2 separate regions of the Mus musculus genome follow, and region 1 is linked to region 2. The links are chromatin loops, found by intact Hi-C in ENCODE. Cell type or tissue: heart. All regions are shown on one strand. Links, peaks and the distances in the headings refer to the core of each region. The heading gives the core; the rest is flanking DNA.

Region 1 (8,503 bases), core at 320-8,319, 610 kb before region 2:
TCTTCATGTATATGCTGACCTTGTGGTTGACACAAAAATTCTTGTTAAAAGTTTCGGCTGCATTGGGGGCTGGAGAGATGGTTCTGTAGCACCACTGCTCTTCCATAGGTCCTGAGTTCAAGTCCCAGCAAGTACCTGGTGACTCACAAATATCTATACTGAGTTCTGATGCCCTCTTCTGGCATGCAGGTGTACATGTAGATAAAGTGCTCATATATAAAATATATATATATATATATATATATATATTAAAATCAGCTGCATATTAAAGTTGACTGTTACAAATCATATGAATCTGTCACTAAATGTCATTTTAGGAATAGGTATAATGGAGATGAATACATCTTTTGTAAATATTGAGGTAAGGGCAGTATTTGATATGCTAAACTTTTTTTTCAATTTGGTTGACATTCAACTCTGAGTTAATTATACTGCATTCCCTACTCCATTTAGAATGTAGTACCTTGAACTTTACATGATTAATTTAGCATAAACTTAAAAAAATACCTTTGATAGTTTTTCTTTCCTTGGGCTAAAGTTGATTTATTTGAATCACTGCACTCGTTAGTTTAAGATGGAATTGTAATAGATATGTATGATTTATTCAGTAGAAGGAAAAAGTATAACTGTGTATATGCTGCATGTTCATTGCTACTATCAAGTGCAAATATAGTTTTCTAAATAAGCTTTAGAATGAAACTAATTCTAATTTCAAACTCTAAATTAACCATGTTTATTAAAAATTGTAAGTTAACTAAATTTATTAGCTGCTCTTTTGCAGTGGCTGCATGAAGATTTCGAAAACATCCTTTTTTTTTTTTTTTTTGGTCTGGACAAGTTTATGGCTTGGGCTGTTGAGCATACATGTGTATTATCATGGCAACAGGAGATACAGGGAAAAGAGACAAACTTATGCTGATGCAATCGGCTGTCAAAGACATTGTTCTGACACACTGTGAGAGTAGTGCACACAGTGAAATGCATGCTTTCATATACCTGTAAACATATTTCTTCCAGACCAGTGCCTCTGTGTGATAGGCAGGCACTCTATCACTGAATTATACTCCCTGCTTAGATAAAGATAATATGCAAACACAGCACAATCAGACAGACATCTGGAATCAACACTGTGTAAACCAGCATTTGGGTACTCTGGCATTGAGGGACCCGATTTGATAGTAAAGTGCAATATGTGATAGTTCTTTCTATTAACCAGACACTGAAAAACTATCCAGCACAAGGAATTGACAGTCATGTAGAAGGACAGGGAAAAGTAATTAGGTTGCAGTTTATATGATCAGTATAAAACTGAGGTATACGAAATGCTGGAACTATTTCCCTACTTCCTGTCCAACACTGTGAAGGAGAAAGAGGACAGGTAATAGAGCCATATTTCTAAAGGACACTTCTATTTTGAAAGATAGACATCCCACACCCCCATCTGCTACACTAGTGGGAAGCCACATGGCAGTTGAAAGATGCCCTTAATTCTGCAATCGTTAGCTTGTTTCAGGATCACTCCATGTTAACACGTTCTCTTGCCTCCTCAGTTTTCATCTCGTGTGATACAAAACTTCCCCTCTGCCTCCCTGGGTCCCACCAATTATACTGAGCATATGAAACCCTAACAAACTTAATACCCATGATAAGGGTCCATGATTCGCCGAAGAATGATACCCTGGACTCACATAGTATGCAAAACCAGAGAGCATTTTTTGTTTTTTTTTTGTTTTGTGTAAGTCCAACATGCTGAGTCTACCATCTTCCAAGGTGGAGGTCCTGAAATGAGCTCACATGCCCATTTTAAAGCACATTAGGGGAATTCCAGTGAAGGGTAGGTGACCTCTATCTTAACCTGTTGGATCTATCTCTAGGTACATTCCAGAACCATTGCTGGGGCTTGGGGGCCGGGGAGGGGGGCAAGGCTGGAAACTGTTACTGGGGAAGCCTGGAAACTGTTGATGAAGAAGTCTAGAAACTGCCGCTGACCCATCCAGCTTACCTCAGGCCTGGAGGCTGGGCAGCTTCTGAGGCCTGGACTTCCCCACTTCTTGGAAACAGAGATTTAGGTCTAGTGCCCCAAACTGCCAGTTTGAAGCCTGTAATGGAGTCAGCCTGTCTCACCATGATAGCCAATAATATACAGTCTTGCTTACTCTTCCTCCAGCTTCGATTAGTTCATATTTAAAACTAAATTGTGATGTGGAATTGGTGGTATACAAGTGGTATATTTATTTAGGAGCAGTTATTTGGTGTATGTGGTGCAAAACAAGACACTCTCCCACTCTCTGTGGAGAGAACCCCAACTAGCTGCCTTTCACAGTGGAGGACAGTGTTCAGCTGCAAAAGATTGTTGTGTTTTATATGAATGTATTGTGCCAGGGGGTGGCAGGATGTTCAGAAGTTGAAACAGCCAGATGGTTAGTGTGGGAACTTTTTCCGGCAGACAAGGTGCTGACAGTTGCTGTTAGGTTTATTCAGCTGGCCTCTAAGGGCTTCTGAGAAATGCTTTAGGTTTTTGTTTCCTTACAGAACCCAGCTAGAGTCCTTGACATCAGCACTACAACGCTGGTGCCTGATTTAGAGACCTAACAGTTCAGCCCTTTATTGATGATAAGGGGTGACAGTATTTCACATAAGCTGCTTCCTGCTGAGTAGACATATTGGCAAAGGGCGGGTGTGGAATGCTGATCCAAAGCAGGGGTGTAAGCTGGCAGCTGAGAATATAGGAGACCTGGGGGAGCAGCTGAGACTATAGGAGACCTGGGGGAGCAGCTGAGACTATAGGAGACCTGGGGGAATACTGTCAGAAGCATCTGGTTCACTCAGTAATTCTGTTCTGAAAAAAAAATCTGAAGAGATGGGGCACTCTTTACCATGTGGGAGATGGGAAGGCAGAGGAGAGGAAGGAGCTGAGAGTGCTGACTGGAGTCAGCTCCCAAAGGTTGGATTCTGCAACCCAGCTCTGGGTTGTTCTTAAAGCCACTCTACTACCTGGGCAGACTGGTTTACATAATAGCATTCGTTGTTGAGGAAGAGACAAGTACCTCTTTTTCTCTGTGGTCAGCAAGTCAGGGGCCTTTTGGCTTTGTAGGACCACTGGGACTAGAGAGGTGAGCCGGTTCCTGGGCAGTAGTAGAGGCAAGATTGGTTCCTGGATGGTATCTGCCAGCTGGGTAGGAGTCTCTGAGGACAGATGTAGACTGTGGACAGAAGGGAAACAAATATCCTTCTGATAAAGTTTTTAAGAGAGTATTTCTTAGTGAAGCAGAGATGGCTAAACAGTTAAAGGGTGCCTGTTGTTCTTTCAAGAGACTGGAGTTTAGTTCCCAGCACCAATACAAGGCGGGCATTGTCTGCAACTCTAGTTCCTGGAGGATCCTATTCTTTCCTCTGGCTTCTGAAGGTACCTACTACATGTGTATCCATACACATAAATTTAAAAAAAAGTAAATCTAAAGAAAAGAATATTTCTTGTTCCTGACATATGTCTATTACCAGTCCCTGAGAATATCAGAACAAACTTAGGCTATACTGACGTATACATAGAAAAGTATATAAGTAATTCTTATTTTTAGTGAGTACTCTGTCTGCATGTATACCTGCATGCCAGAAGAGGGCATCAGATCCCTAGATGTGGTTGCTGGGAGTTGAATGCAGGAACCTCTGAAAGAGGAGCCAGTGCTCATAGTGAGTGAGCCTTCTCACTAGTCCCAGTTATTTTAAATTTAACTTAGTGGGGTTTTTCTTTTCTCAGCACAAATAAAGAACCATTCACTTCCCATCAAAGCTGCATTGTAGGAAACGTATTAATTATACCTTATAATTCATGCTTTATATTTCTGGATCCTCATCCAATTATTGCCAAAAAACAATGACAACCAAAGCAAACCAAACCAAACCAAATCAAACAAACACCAACAAAACAAAACTGACTGAAATGGGATTTCTTTATCTCAGAGGATGCAGACACTTTTATGAAGTTATCAGTGACTGACTATGTTTTTGAATTATATATTATTTTCCAGCTCTTATTTATTTAAATTCAGCTCAAACTAACTGTCATATAATAGACATAAGAAATAAGCTAAATTACAACTATAAGGATCTTGTAGTTGTGCCCACGTAAACTCCTTCCTTATTTTATAAGTTATCACTATAAGTAAACCTTTTAAGTAGAATTTTTTCTCTTAAAAAGCTTAAACTATAGTGGGTTTGTTTCAAATATACGTGACACTTTTGTCTCTGAAATCTGATTGCAATGCTCTGCTTTTTGTGCATATTTTAAAAGGGTCTCATGAGAAGAATTCTGTCAGGAATAGGGTCAGAAAAGGTTTATTTTGGCAGACTTTAGAGTGAGATCCCTTAAGTAACTCTTATGAGCCCAGTGTCCATGTTGTCAGCAGTGTTTAGCAGTTCCCTTCCACTTTGAAATATTCCATCCCGCAGGTTTTTATTGTTTTGGTTTAGGTTTTGAGATGGGTCTCTCTAGTTCTGACTATCTTGCAGCTTATTATATGGATAAGGCTGGCCTTGAACTCACAGAGATATGCTTACCTCTGCCTCACAAGTGCCTAGTTTAAAGGTGTGTAATACAATGCCCAGCTTAAATTTTCTTTTGTTTTGTTGTTTTTTATGTTTATGGATGTTTTGCCCACATACCTGTCTGTGTACCATGTACATGCATTGGCCAAGGAAACCAGTAGAGGGCAGAAGATCACATGGAACTGGAGTTACAGAAGGTTGTAAGCCACCACATGGATGCTGGGAATTGAACACCATCCTCTGGAAGAGCAGTAATGCCGATGCCCTCCAAGCTCTCTCTCCAGCCCTGCTTTAAGATAGAAGATAACTCAAAATAGCTTCAGAAAGGAAGTCTCTGAAACTGACCAGATTTACTGGGCCCCTCCCTCCCAAGAGCAAAGGCTGCTCAAGGTCATGCTCAAATAAACCAAACTTGAGAGACTCTTGAGTTCAGACCAGGAAGCAGCAGAAACCATAGAGCTGCCTGGAGAGGGTTCAGACCAATTGAGGAAAGGACACTCTCCAACCTGTCTGGCTGTCTGTGGAGTAGGCTCTGGGCTCCCATGTTTTGTGATCTGTCACCCATGCTGTGGTAGGCTTTGACGATGTAGGTGTCTTTGAGTCATTTCTGCTCCTTTATCCCTCACCCACATTCCTGTTAAGAACCCTTATAAAGTTCATTGGTTCACCAGTTATACTTTGGTGATATCCAGTTTGGTCAGCCACAGGCTCTCTACGTGGGGTCATATGTATGTGTTGTGTCTCACCAGGAAAAGTCATTGCAGAACAGACAGAAGTTAAATTGCTGTTAGCTGACAAACGACTTTACAACTTTGTACCTTTAGTCTTCATCTGTAACTACAGCATGCATATGACAAAATAGGAGGCAGAAACAGGAAGGCTATCAGGAAGCCCTTGGCCAGCTTGCCTGGAGTATACAGCAGAAATAAGGAAGGTGCCACCTCTGCAGGACAGAAGGTGAAATTGACTCTACAGAGTTGTTCTGTGACCTCCACATGCATGCTCACACACATCACCTTATCTGTCCATAGATATTTCATGGCTTCAACTTCTATTATAAAGCCAGAAAGCCAATAAGACATACATACATACATACATACATACATACATACATATGTACAGTGTGTGTGGGGGGGGAGGGAGGGAGGAGACCCCTGTTGGCTAAAAATGTAACCTGTTCATGGTACTGAAGATCTTACTTGGTGTCATGATATCTAGCTGGGGTATTGTCTCTCCTAAATGGTAACTCTATTTAAACTCCTTTTAATAATATGTATGTCTTAGGGTTTTACTTCTGTGAACAGACACCATGACCAAGGAAACTTTTTTGGACAATATTTAATTGGGGCTGGCTTACAGGTTCAGAGGTTCAGACTGTTATCATAATGGTGAGAGCGGGGCAGTGTCCAGGCAGGCATAGTACAGGAAGATCTGAGAGTTCTACCTCTTCATCAGAAAGCAGCTAGAGGAAGACTGACTTCCAGGCAGCTAGGATGAGGGCCTTAAATCCCACACCCACAATGACATGCCTACTCTACTCCAATGGGGCCACATCTCCTAATAGTGTCACTCCCTGGGCAAAGCATATCACTTTACTTCTTAGCACCCATAGGCTTGTTCAAACACAAGGCTTTGGGGGCCATGCCTAGTCATAGCATAATAAAAGGTACATTAGGTCCAACTTCCAAAGCCCTCATAGTCTATAGCAGTCTCAACAATGTTAAAAGTCCAACGTTCATAGTCTCTTCTAAGATTCATCCAATCACTTAACTGTAATCCTTAAAGAAAGACAGGAAACCAGCCAGGAAAACTCCAAACTCTGCATCTCCTTGTCTGATGTCAAAGCAGTCTTCAGATCTCCACTTGTTTTTTGACTTTGTTGACGGCAACAAGCTTTCTCCTGGGCTGGTTCTACTTAGCAGCTGTCCACAGCTCTGGCATCTTTAACATCTTGGGGTCTCCAAGTCAACATCAGCTTTACAGCTTCTTGTTCCAGTATCTGGGATCCACACATGATCTTCTGGGCTCCTCCAAAGGGCTTGGGTCACTTCTCCATCTCTGCCCTTTGTAGCACTCGAGGCTCTGGTTGTGAAAGACTCTGAGAGGAGCCCCTCGCTCAGGCCTTGGGACAATGGCGGACACCCAAGAACTCACAAGAGACCAAGCTTGATGTAAACCACATGAGGCTTTATTCCGGGAAAGCCAGAGCTCTGGGGATGACTCATATCCCACGCAGGGGTAGAGCAGTCGACCTCAAGGGGAAAGAGGTCCCAGTTTTTATAGGCCCTCAGAGGTGAAAGGAGAAAGGGGCGAGAGTAGGGGATTTCCAGATCTAAACAATGTCTAGTCTCAAGAAATGGGTATGGGAGGGGTACAAGGAAAGAGTCTGGTGCAGGTGTAGCAACTCAGGATTGGCCCGGCTGTGGTTGCTGGGGAGATTTTCTGACTCTTTCCCAGAAACCAATATCATAAACACCTGGCAATGGGCTTCATCAGTGGGCACACACATGGGTTCAAGGAACGGTCAAAACATTGGCAGACACACGGGTTCAAGGAGTGTCCAGAGCATTGTGCACCTCTATTTTTCTAAATCAGTGAAGCTAGTTCTGCAAACAGTGACATCTATCTTGCCAATTTCAGGACTTCTGTGACCTTTTACATTCTGTCAGGATCTTTCTGTTGATTCCACTCCACTGCTGCTGCTATTCTTGGTGATCATTCTATGGTACTGGGATACCCTGGGATCTCCAACTGCAACTAGGCTTCACCAATAGCCTCTTATAGTCTCTCTTCTTGGTGCTAAACCTCACCTTTCTTTGCATGACCCCTTTCAGTCCTGGACCATCAACAGCAACTGAGGCTGTACCTTCACCAATGGCCTTCCCTGGCCTCTCACAGTGTCAAGCCTCATTCAGCTACTCTCCATGACTCCTCCATACCTTCAAAACCAGTACCACCTGAGTGATTCTTACACATTAGCAAGTCCAGCTGCAGCATGAGGTTCAACCTTGGCTATCTCTGGAATACTGATTCTTTGCAATCTCAGAAAATGCTTATCAGATTTCACCTCAGAGATGCTGGTTTCTTCTTAATCACTGCTAATTTCTTAGCTCCAGCTAACCAGCATTAATTGTCCCAGCATCATGTGTCAAAAGCCAGAGCCACATGGCCAAAGGTGTCAAGTTCTGCTGCTTGGTGAAGCTGGAACATCACCCCCTTCTTTATTACCAGCTTTCTGTTTTTCCACTCCCTCACTGCCTAAGCTTGGCTGTCCTGGAACTTGCTCTGTAGATTGATCTTTGAACTCCAAGATCTGCATAGCTCTGACTCCTGTAATGCTTGGATTAAAGTCATGGACCACCATGCCTGGACTTAAGCTTTTTTCACCTAGAACCTGCTCTGTTCAAGGCTGGACTTGAACTCAAGAATCTGCTTGCCTTTGCCTCCTGGGATTAAAGGATTGTACTACCATAACCTAAACTTAGCTGGGTAGGATCATGCCCCAAGCTCACCACTCCCTTAATTCAATTTAATATCTGTGAATACAGACTTCAGCTCCACTTCACTTCCTGGTGCTCCTTTAATATTTGAACCATATATTTAATACTTTTCCTTTTCTAAGCTTGCTATGCTTGTTCAAAATGCTCTTCGTGAGATTTAACCAGAGAACAAAGTCGCTGTTGGGCTTTTTTGAAACTTCCTTTTTCAAAGCAATTAATCTAAATCTCTTCACCTTAGCCTCAGGTATACTGTTCAGACAAGGGCAAAAAGCAGCCATTCCTCATCATAACAGTACAAAACCAGTCTCTAAGCCATGTACTGGAATTCTTCTCCACTGAAATCTCTTGGGCCAGGTCTGCACAGTTCAAATCACTCTCAGCAACAAAGTCTTGCATAGTCCTACTAGGACAGCCTATTAAGCCCCACTTGAAACATTCCACTGATTCCCAAATCCAAA
Region 2 (8,503 bases), core at 292-8,291:
TAAGAATACATGAAGTGATTCTTGGAATTAGTGATAGCCCTAGTGTTGAATCAAAATAACATCTCAAATAGGCTTTTCAATATTGATCACAAATAAATCTTATTTCAGCTCCTTATGGACTGAAATGATATTTCTCAAAAACATCATTAATGTTGCTAAATTTATTTAATGTTTGTTTTGAAAAAGTGTTAACACATGAACATTTTTGTTTTCTTTATTAAATTTGGTAATAAATTATCATTGGTAAATGATGAGACCCAAAATAAGAAAACATAATGTGGTTTTGTCTATGTTATAATATGCAGTTTCTCTTCCCAGAAGCTGTACAACAGTGGTTTTCAACCTGTGAGGCATGACAACTTCAGGAGCCACATATCAGATATCCTGTACACCAGATATTTTCATTAGACTTCAGAAAAGTAGTAAAATTACAGTAATGAAGTATCAACAAAAATATTTATATGATTTTGGGTCGTGACAATATGAGGAACTGTATGAAAGGGTCACAACACTAGGTAGCAAGAGTAGTCAAGAGTATCTACTCCTGTGCAAACATAGTGATCAAGAAGCAAGTTGTGGAGGAAAGGATTAATTCAGTGTACACTTAAACACTCCTGCTCATTACCAAAAGAAGTCAGGACTGGAACTCAAGCAGGTCAGGATGCAGGAGCTGATGCAGAGGCCATGGAGGGATGTTACTTATTGGCTTGCTTCCCCTGGCTTTCTCAAGTTGCTTTCTTATAGAACCAAGGACTACCAGCCAAGTGATGACACTACCTACAGTGGGCTAGTCCCTCCCACCTTGATCACTAATTGAGAAAATGCCTTATGGCTAGATCTCATGGAGGCATTTCCTCAGGGGAAGCTCCTTTCTCCAACATGGGTCAAGTTGACACAAAAAAACAGCCAGTACAGGTAAGTTGAGAACCACTGTCATGCAGTGTTTAATTTTACTACTATCTACTTAAAATATGATTATATAATTAGAGTAACTAATATACATATCCTATCAGCTAATGAAAAATCAACTAAGTCCTGCTCTTTTACTTATTTTGTAAAATTTTGTTAGGAAACTTTGTACATTATAAGATTCAAAGAATTAAGAGAGACTGAAATATAATGCTAAAGACGACTTCAGAATTCCACCTGACACTAATATTTAGTATATAGCCTTTTTGGTTAAAATGTGTCTTTTCAGAAATACAACTGTTTACCTATCTGTTAAGAAGATTGCAGGAAAACAACCCATAAATAATCTGTACAGTTGTACAGCTCTAAGTATAAGTGCTGTATCCTTAGATGTGTTGTGTGGGGCACTTTAAAACACATATAAAATAGATGGTTGTAGCTGCCCATTTTCTTTTCCCTAACTCCAAAAGCAAATATAATATTACATGTGATCCATCTATGTGGCAGCTACTTTACTAAAGATATACTTCAAGTGTTTTCTCTCTGGAAGTGATTTGTATTTACTGTTTAGGTGTCCACACATTCTGCATGATTTTCACAGGACTTTAGGCAAGTGTCATTTTGCAAAGAATACATATATTTGAGTCTATATAATGTCTTAAGGCACTGGTCTATGAGTCTGCAATTAAGTTAAAATGCTATTGAGAATGGACACCACAAGAAATCTTAAGACTGAACACACACACACACATACACACACACACACACACACACACACACACACACACACACACACACACAGAGAGAGACAGAGAGAGAGAGAGAGAGAGAGAGAGAGAGAGAGAGAGAGAGAGAGAGAGAGAAGCTGTGCTTCCTGAATGAATGCCCTTTTCTTCTACTCAGAGTGTTACATTTTATTTCTTTAACTTTTATAAAAAGGATAGAGATAGTTTATTGTCAGGCTTTCTGTTTTGTGCCATTTCGCAGTCTTGGGTGTTTGTTACAATGTACCTGGTTAATTGCATCCTACAAGAATTGTAATATAGTGCCTTTGGTGCAATTTTGCTTCAGATTATTTTTTGACTAATGATACAGTATTTACCTTGTTTTTAAATGTATACTTTAATCTTATCTCTCTCTCTCTCTTTTCTTTTCTTTTCTTTTCTTTTCTTTTCTTTTCTTTTCTTTTTAAGGCAATGATTTGGATGTGGGGTATATAAACCAATTCCTTGCTGTTTGGAATTACTTTTAGGATCACTTAATAAATATTTGACATGGATTCAAAATTATTTGTATTTTTGTTACTATACTAATGTTCTGTGTATGTCTATTAGACCACTCAGCACAATTATTCACATCAATATGATCATTTGCCATTATAATATATTATCTTCTGAAAGAAATGTCTTAGTGCTCCAATATATTTCTTCCATTAACTTATATAATTCTCATTTACAGGAAGTTTGGGTACAGGACTCCAAGGTCAATACTTGCTATTCTTTCAGAGGCCCTGCGATCATTTTCTAGAATCCAGCTCAGATGACTCACAAGTCCTGTACTTTCAGCTCTATGAATCCAGTCCTCTCTTTTGGCTTTTACAGACTCCAGTGCACATGTGGCACACAAGCACCAGCATTTGATTATTGTCTTTTCACAGTGAAATCATTATTATATTTTAAAATAATATCCTTAAATTTGACTTTTGGCACAGTGACATGTTGATTATATACAAATATCAATCAATGAACCATATTTTGCTGTTTTTCTTTGTACTAATAATTCTGATTTACACAAGAAATCTACACAAGTGTGAAGTCCTAACAAATTGGTAACAATCCAAGCCCTCTGAAGCAAAATCCCAAAGTTTTGCCATTTGCCTACTACTTCTCTGCTGTAAACAGTAGCCCATGGCAGAATTCACACAACAGCACAAGGCTTTGGGGATGGATGTTTAGAGATATTTATAGCAGCTCTCATGAGCCCAGAGCCTGAGCTGGCTTCAGCATACTTTTTTCTTCTTTCCTCCTTTTCAGCTTCCAGATTTTCTTCTCCTCCCACCCAGGGATGGAAGTTATACATCATGTGTACTTTACTTGCTGGTTTCCCTTGAATGTTTTAACAGAGATTGATTTGACAAACTACCCAGTCTATCTCTCTTCCTCCTAAATAACCTATGACCTGTAAGTTGCTTTAACTCTGACCCTTCTCACAACTTCCATGTTATTTCTATCTGATAGTTTAGCTTATAGTATTTTATGTTTTCAAGACATTTTTAGAATTTCTCAACATAATAATTTAGACAGTAGTAAGTTTCATTATGATATCTTAATCCATGTATTAACAATGATATGAGTTTTAATCACATCCCTCACTTTTTCTCTCATTTAAAAATTTTTATAAACATTGTATTGGTTCTTCATGAATTTCACAGCATCTACCCCAGTCCCACTCATCCTCCTGCTTCCCTAGTAATCACCTGACAGCCTTGCAACCTGCCCCACAACAGAGGTAAAAATCTGGTTGTGGAAGCTGTAGTGTGTCACAGTGTATACCACAGTACACGCCTTTGTCCACACGTCTTTGCTTGCAAATGTTCGTTGCAATGACTCGTTGATCTGGTATGAGGCCTCCAGCTTCTGCTGTATTATCAGTACTGGAACCTCACTGGGACTCCTCTTGAATATCCTGTTGTTGCCCTGTGTCATAGAAATCCTGAAGTTTTGGATCTGTAAGACCAGTCCCTTCATGCACTCCAGCAGTTCACTGATGGAGTGAATGTTGGAGAGGGACAATTCAAAGCCTTGCATCTGAGCCTGTCAGCTCATCAGCTTGTCAGCTCTCCCCCTCTCACACACACTCAGACAGGTTCATCATACCACTTCCATCAGACCCAGCTCTACTGTGCTGCCCAAGTAAGGTGCAGGGCCTGCTCTACCCAGTGCTGCAGCAGGTATGGGTATGTGCACATTGTCCAGCTCTGATGACCTTGGGGTCAGCTCTCCAGCCTTCTAAAGTCTTGTAGATGGCAAGGGGAAAAAGAGGGGGGATTTCTCTCTTGCCCATGTTGCTTCATGGCAGACAAGTGACAACCCCTCTCCCACACTCACACTCAAAAGGCTGACTTGCCTATGCTCCCATCACCAGGATCAGCTCTACTATGCCACGTGTTCCTCTTAGAGGTGCCCGGAGTCTCTGAACATCTGGGGTCATCTCAGGAGTAGTCTCAGGAGTACTATGATTTGTACCTTCTTTGTGGTGCTGAGCAGGGAACATCTCAGGCATGGTCTGTAACTCCAGGCCTGCATGGCAAATGACTGGGTCATCATCTCAGGCTAGTTCCCTCTCTGGGGCCCATGGTACCAGTTTGGTGGTCATCTCAGGCTTGTTCCTTGCTCAGCATGCCTTCCTAAGTGGCCCCACTTAAGACCCAACTGTCTTGGTCTTCTGTCCACGTCTATGGTCTCAGGCAAGATTCTACTAGTCTCTGGTTTGCTCGCTGCCCTGGGAGCCCATCTAGGAGTACCTGATTCTGGGCTGGTAGTTGTTGCTGGTTGGCTCCCTGTCCAGGCCACCTGGAACTGGACTGGTGATCATGCAGGCTCACTTTTTTTTCAGGTAATGTTAGGCTGCTAATAATTCAGATGTTCGTAAGTCAGATCACTTAGGGTAGACATAACCTCTCTCCTCTCTGCCACCTACTGACACACAAGTGACACAGCAGCCATATTTCACTGCCACTAGGGGCAGTGCTTATGGTTTTTGAACCTTTCCAATTTCATCAAATTAAAGTCACATTTAGTATTTAAAGTATATATTCAGTACTTGCTATTGAAATGTCATCATTATATACACAGCCGAAGTTTGTAAGCTGCTATGGATGCTGCAGCTATCCATCGTATAGATATCTAGGGACTGCTGGTGTGAATATGACATTCAGTAGCCAGTGTTCAAAGCATTCATCTAAACCTTAAATATCCACTCCTTTTGACTGTACTCTTTCCTAATATTTTTTCTTTTTAATAGATTGAGATATAATTTAAAGGTAATAAAAAATACTACTACTGAATAAAGTTTTGGTGATGGGAATAATCATTAAAAGCATGTTAGTATTTGGTCAGGTGCCACAGGTACACAAGTTTCTGTGGAGAATAATGTATTAAAAGCATGTGTGTGTGTGGGGGGGTTGATCTGGTAAACACTGTAGATTAGACAGATTATGATAGTCTGAGGAAATACCATCATCTTTGAAGAAAAATTCAAATAGTTTCAAAGATGAAATCTTGGTGCAATTCTATAAAAATTAACATGTGAAGCTATTTTGATAACTGATTATGTAGTTCCTTTTTAAAAAGATTTACTTATTTTATGTATATGAGTACACCATTGCTCTCTTCAGACATGCCAGAAAAGGGAATCAGATCCTATTACAGATGGTTGTGAGCCACCATGTGGTTGCTGGGAATTGAACTCAGGACCTCTGGAAGAACACTTAACCTCTGAGCCATCTCTCCAGCCTGCTTATATAGCTCTTAAGTGTGGCATATTCCCAAATATTCAGGAATTTTTTAAGCAACAGTGAAAGAGGGGATAGGGAATTAGGTTAAAAAATATTCATTCACTCCATGTATGTATCTGCATCTTTGAAAGCCCTGTTAAAGACTGTGGGCTGTGAATGTCTGGGAACAATAGATATAAAAAAAATATAACCTTATAAAGAGTATAGTAACAACACAAACACATACATACACAGACACACATGCATCCACACATGCATGCATGCACTCACACACAAACACACAGAAACTCAGTGCCTTACTGTTTTTTCCTCAAGCAGGCAAGCTATGCCTGTTAAGTATAATTCCTCTAAGAAGAATAGCAGAATTTTGGACACTTGAATGATTTCTCATTATAGCTAATATCATGACTATTTGATGTGACTACTACTCATTAAGAACTCAGATTTAATTTAAGTGGTTCTCAACCTGTGGGTCACCACCCCTTTGGTGTCAAATGACCTTTTGTATGGGGTTACATACCATATATCCTGTATATTAGATATTTACATTACAATTTATATCACTAGCAAAATTATAGTTGTGAAGTATCAATGAAAGACTTTTATGGCTGGGGGTCACCACAACATGAGGCCCTTTATTAAAGGGCCTCAGCATTAAGGAAGGCTGAGAACCACTGACTCAGAAGGACCACCATGCCTTTGCTTGCTTTAGAAAGCCATGTTTGCCAAAGCCAAGTCTTACCAGTTGATTAAGAAGATTTAAATCTGTCTTCAGTGGTTAATTTTTGTGACTAAAAAGATGTCATTTACTTATCATGTTAAAAATAAATTCTGATTGCTTTATTTCCATAGCAACAGAAAATCAGTCTTCCTAGGACGTAGGAATTCCTCTGGTCTCCATAGCTCCACTGCTTCCTTCTAAGCTCAAACAAGTAAGATACCAGTGATTTCCAGTTCCCTCCACTGATGTTCATTCTCCTTATAAGGATTTTGTATGAGCAAGAATAATTTTGCCTTGTATAATTCCCCTCCCTATGTCCTTGAGTTATCCATGAATTCATCTATTAGAACAGTGAATCTAAAAATGTATTTAGATTTCTGAGTAATAGAATTTGATTTCTAACAATCAAATGTGCGGAAAAACAAGACAAATTGGATAGGTATTGTGTTATCAAGCCAAGGGTTTTCAGGCTTCAAGAAGGAAGCAGATACAGACAGGAAAGATGGATCAGTGTGTAAAGGCTCTAGTCTGATGATCTGAGTTTGAATCATAGGAATCACATGGTCTTCCGACTTCCCTATGTGTGGACCCCTGAAAAGAAGCCTATTTTGGTTGAATGAGGCTTGCTCCAGTGACCCAGTAGGAAACTCTACAAGAGACAGAACAGCGAGCCACTTTCCCAGAGACAGGTACCTGACACCACAGAACCCCCAACTTCATTAATTCTGTGACTATAAGTCACACAGACAATGTCCCAAGCTTCTGGCATTCCAGCAAGACTCCACCCCCACAGTTACCTGACTATAGCCAGTTACCTCATAGCCCAGCCCACTATAAATGGGCTGCTTGGCCCCTCCTAGTTCTCTTTAAGCTCTCACATTTCTTACTCTCCTCTCTAGCCTTCTCTCTCTCTCTCTCTCTCTCTCTCTCTCTCTCTCTCTCTCTCTCTCCCTTTCCCCTTTCCATGTGGCCATGACCAGCCTCTCTCCCACTTTCTACCTTCTCTCTCTCTGCCTGTCTACAATAAGGCTCTAAAACCATAGACTGTCTGTGCTCATCAAGGCCCACCATGCTGAACAATAGGATAGGCTTTCCCCTAACAAGCCACATCTAACCTCCTGGTGGAAGGCCTTTCTGTGCTCCAGCCATGGACCAGACCAAGGACTCTCATCTGCGTAGGAACCACCCAATGCCCCCTCTTCCCCTTCCCTCTCCTCCCTTCAGCCCCAGGGATGACCAAGCCCCCCTTTGGGGGCCCCCATTTGTTCTCAGCTCTTCCACAGTATCCAGTGTGGGATCACCTAGACTGAGAACCTGTTATCTCTGTTATTTCTGGCCTCAATGAGGCCCAGAGACCTAGGACTGCCCCTTGTTCATGCTCTGCCAAGCAGGGGTCCAATGACTTCTCACAGCCAGACACCCATCCAGGGCTGCATGGAAAGCATGCGGCCGTCCTCCTGCATCCGTCTGCCCAGAGCACCAGAACTCTGGCAGGACTTGGGTTTTCTTCCACTCCCTTTATTCCCCCATCCCACTGCCCAACACTTATGTATGGCCATGACATGCACATGTGTACATTCCTCTGTACACACACAAAGTAAATAAATGTAATATAATTTAAAAGAAAGCATTTTCTTCACTCCTTCATTTAGTGATGAGAATCTGACCCAATTCCATATCTTCAATATTTAAGAGTACAACAATAAAGATGAGCATGATGATGCCCTCCAAGGTATCATCCTGAGTGAGGTAACCCAATCACAAAAGAACTCACATATGTACTCACTGATAAGTGGATATTAGCCCAGAAACTTAGAATACTCAAGATACAATTTGCAAAATGCATGAAACTCAAGAACGAAGACCAAAGTGTGGACACTTCTCCCCTTCTTAGAATTGGGAAAAAAACACCCATGGAAGGAGTTACAGAGACAAAGTTTGGAGCTGAGTTGAAAGGATGGACCATCTAGAGACTGCTGTAACCGAGGATCCATCCCATAATCAGCCTCCAAACACAGACACCATTGCATACACCAGCAAGATATTGCTGAAAGGACCCAGATATGGCTGTCTCTTGTGAGGCTATGCCAGTGCCTGGCAAAAACAGAAGTGGATGCTCACAGTCAGCTACTGGATGGAACACAGGGCTCCCAATGGAGGAGCTAGAGAAAGAACCCAAGGAGCTGAAGGGGTCTGCAACCCGATAGGTGGAACAACAATATGAACTAACCAGTATCCCCATAGCTCGTGTCTCTAGCTGCATATGTATCAGAAGACGGCCTATTCGGCCATCAGTGGAAAGAGAGGCCCTTGGTCTTGCAAACTTTATGTGCCCCAGTACAGGGAAACACCAGGCC

What was found. Peaks named below come from ENCODE experiments on the same cell type or tissue, not always from the same donor. Only the 100,000 strongest peaks of a DNase experiment are listed, where the experiment ranks them.
Region 1: it touches region 2 in a loop (4-fold over the local background); 2 of 42 quality-filtered maps call a loop at or near these places.

The regions. Positions count from the first base shown.
Region 1 is chr9:82,849,372-82,857,874 of GRCm38, reverse strand. It overlaps Gm38553 (a long non-coding RNA gene), which reads right to left and starts at 4,796. Exons shown (of 3, transcript XR_870948.2): 1 at 4,663-4,796; 2 at 3,048-3,203. In heart, for the core only: a CTCF peak has its summit at 3,609 (motif pointing right); no DNase peak of the experiment used is centred there.
Region 2 is chr9:82,244,002-82,252,504 of GRCm38, reverse strand. It overlaps Gm23748 (a small nucleolar RNA gene), which reads right to left and starts at 4,657; the gene lies at 4,527-4,657. It overlaps Gm35548 (a long non-coding RNA gene), which reads left to right. Exons shown (of 3, transcript XR_379658.2): 3 at 2,368-2,574. In heart, for the core only: a CTCF peak has its summit at 4,635 (motif pointing left); no DNase peak of the experiment used is centred there.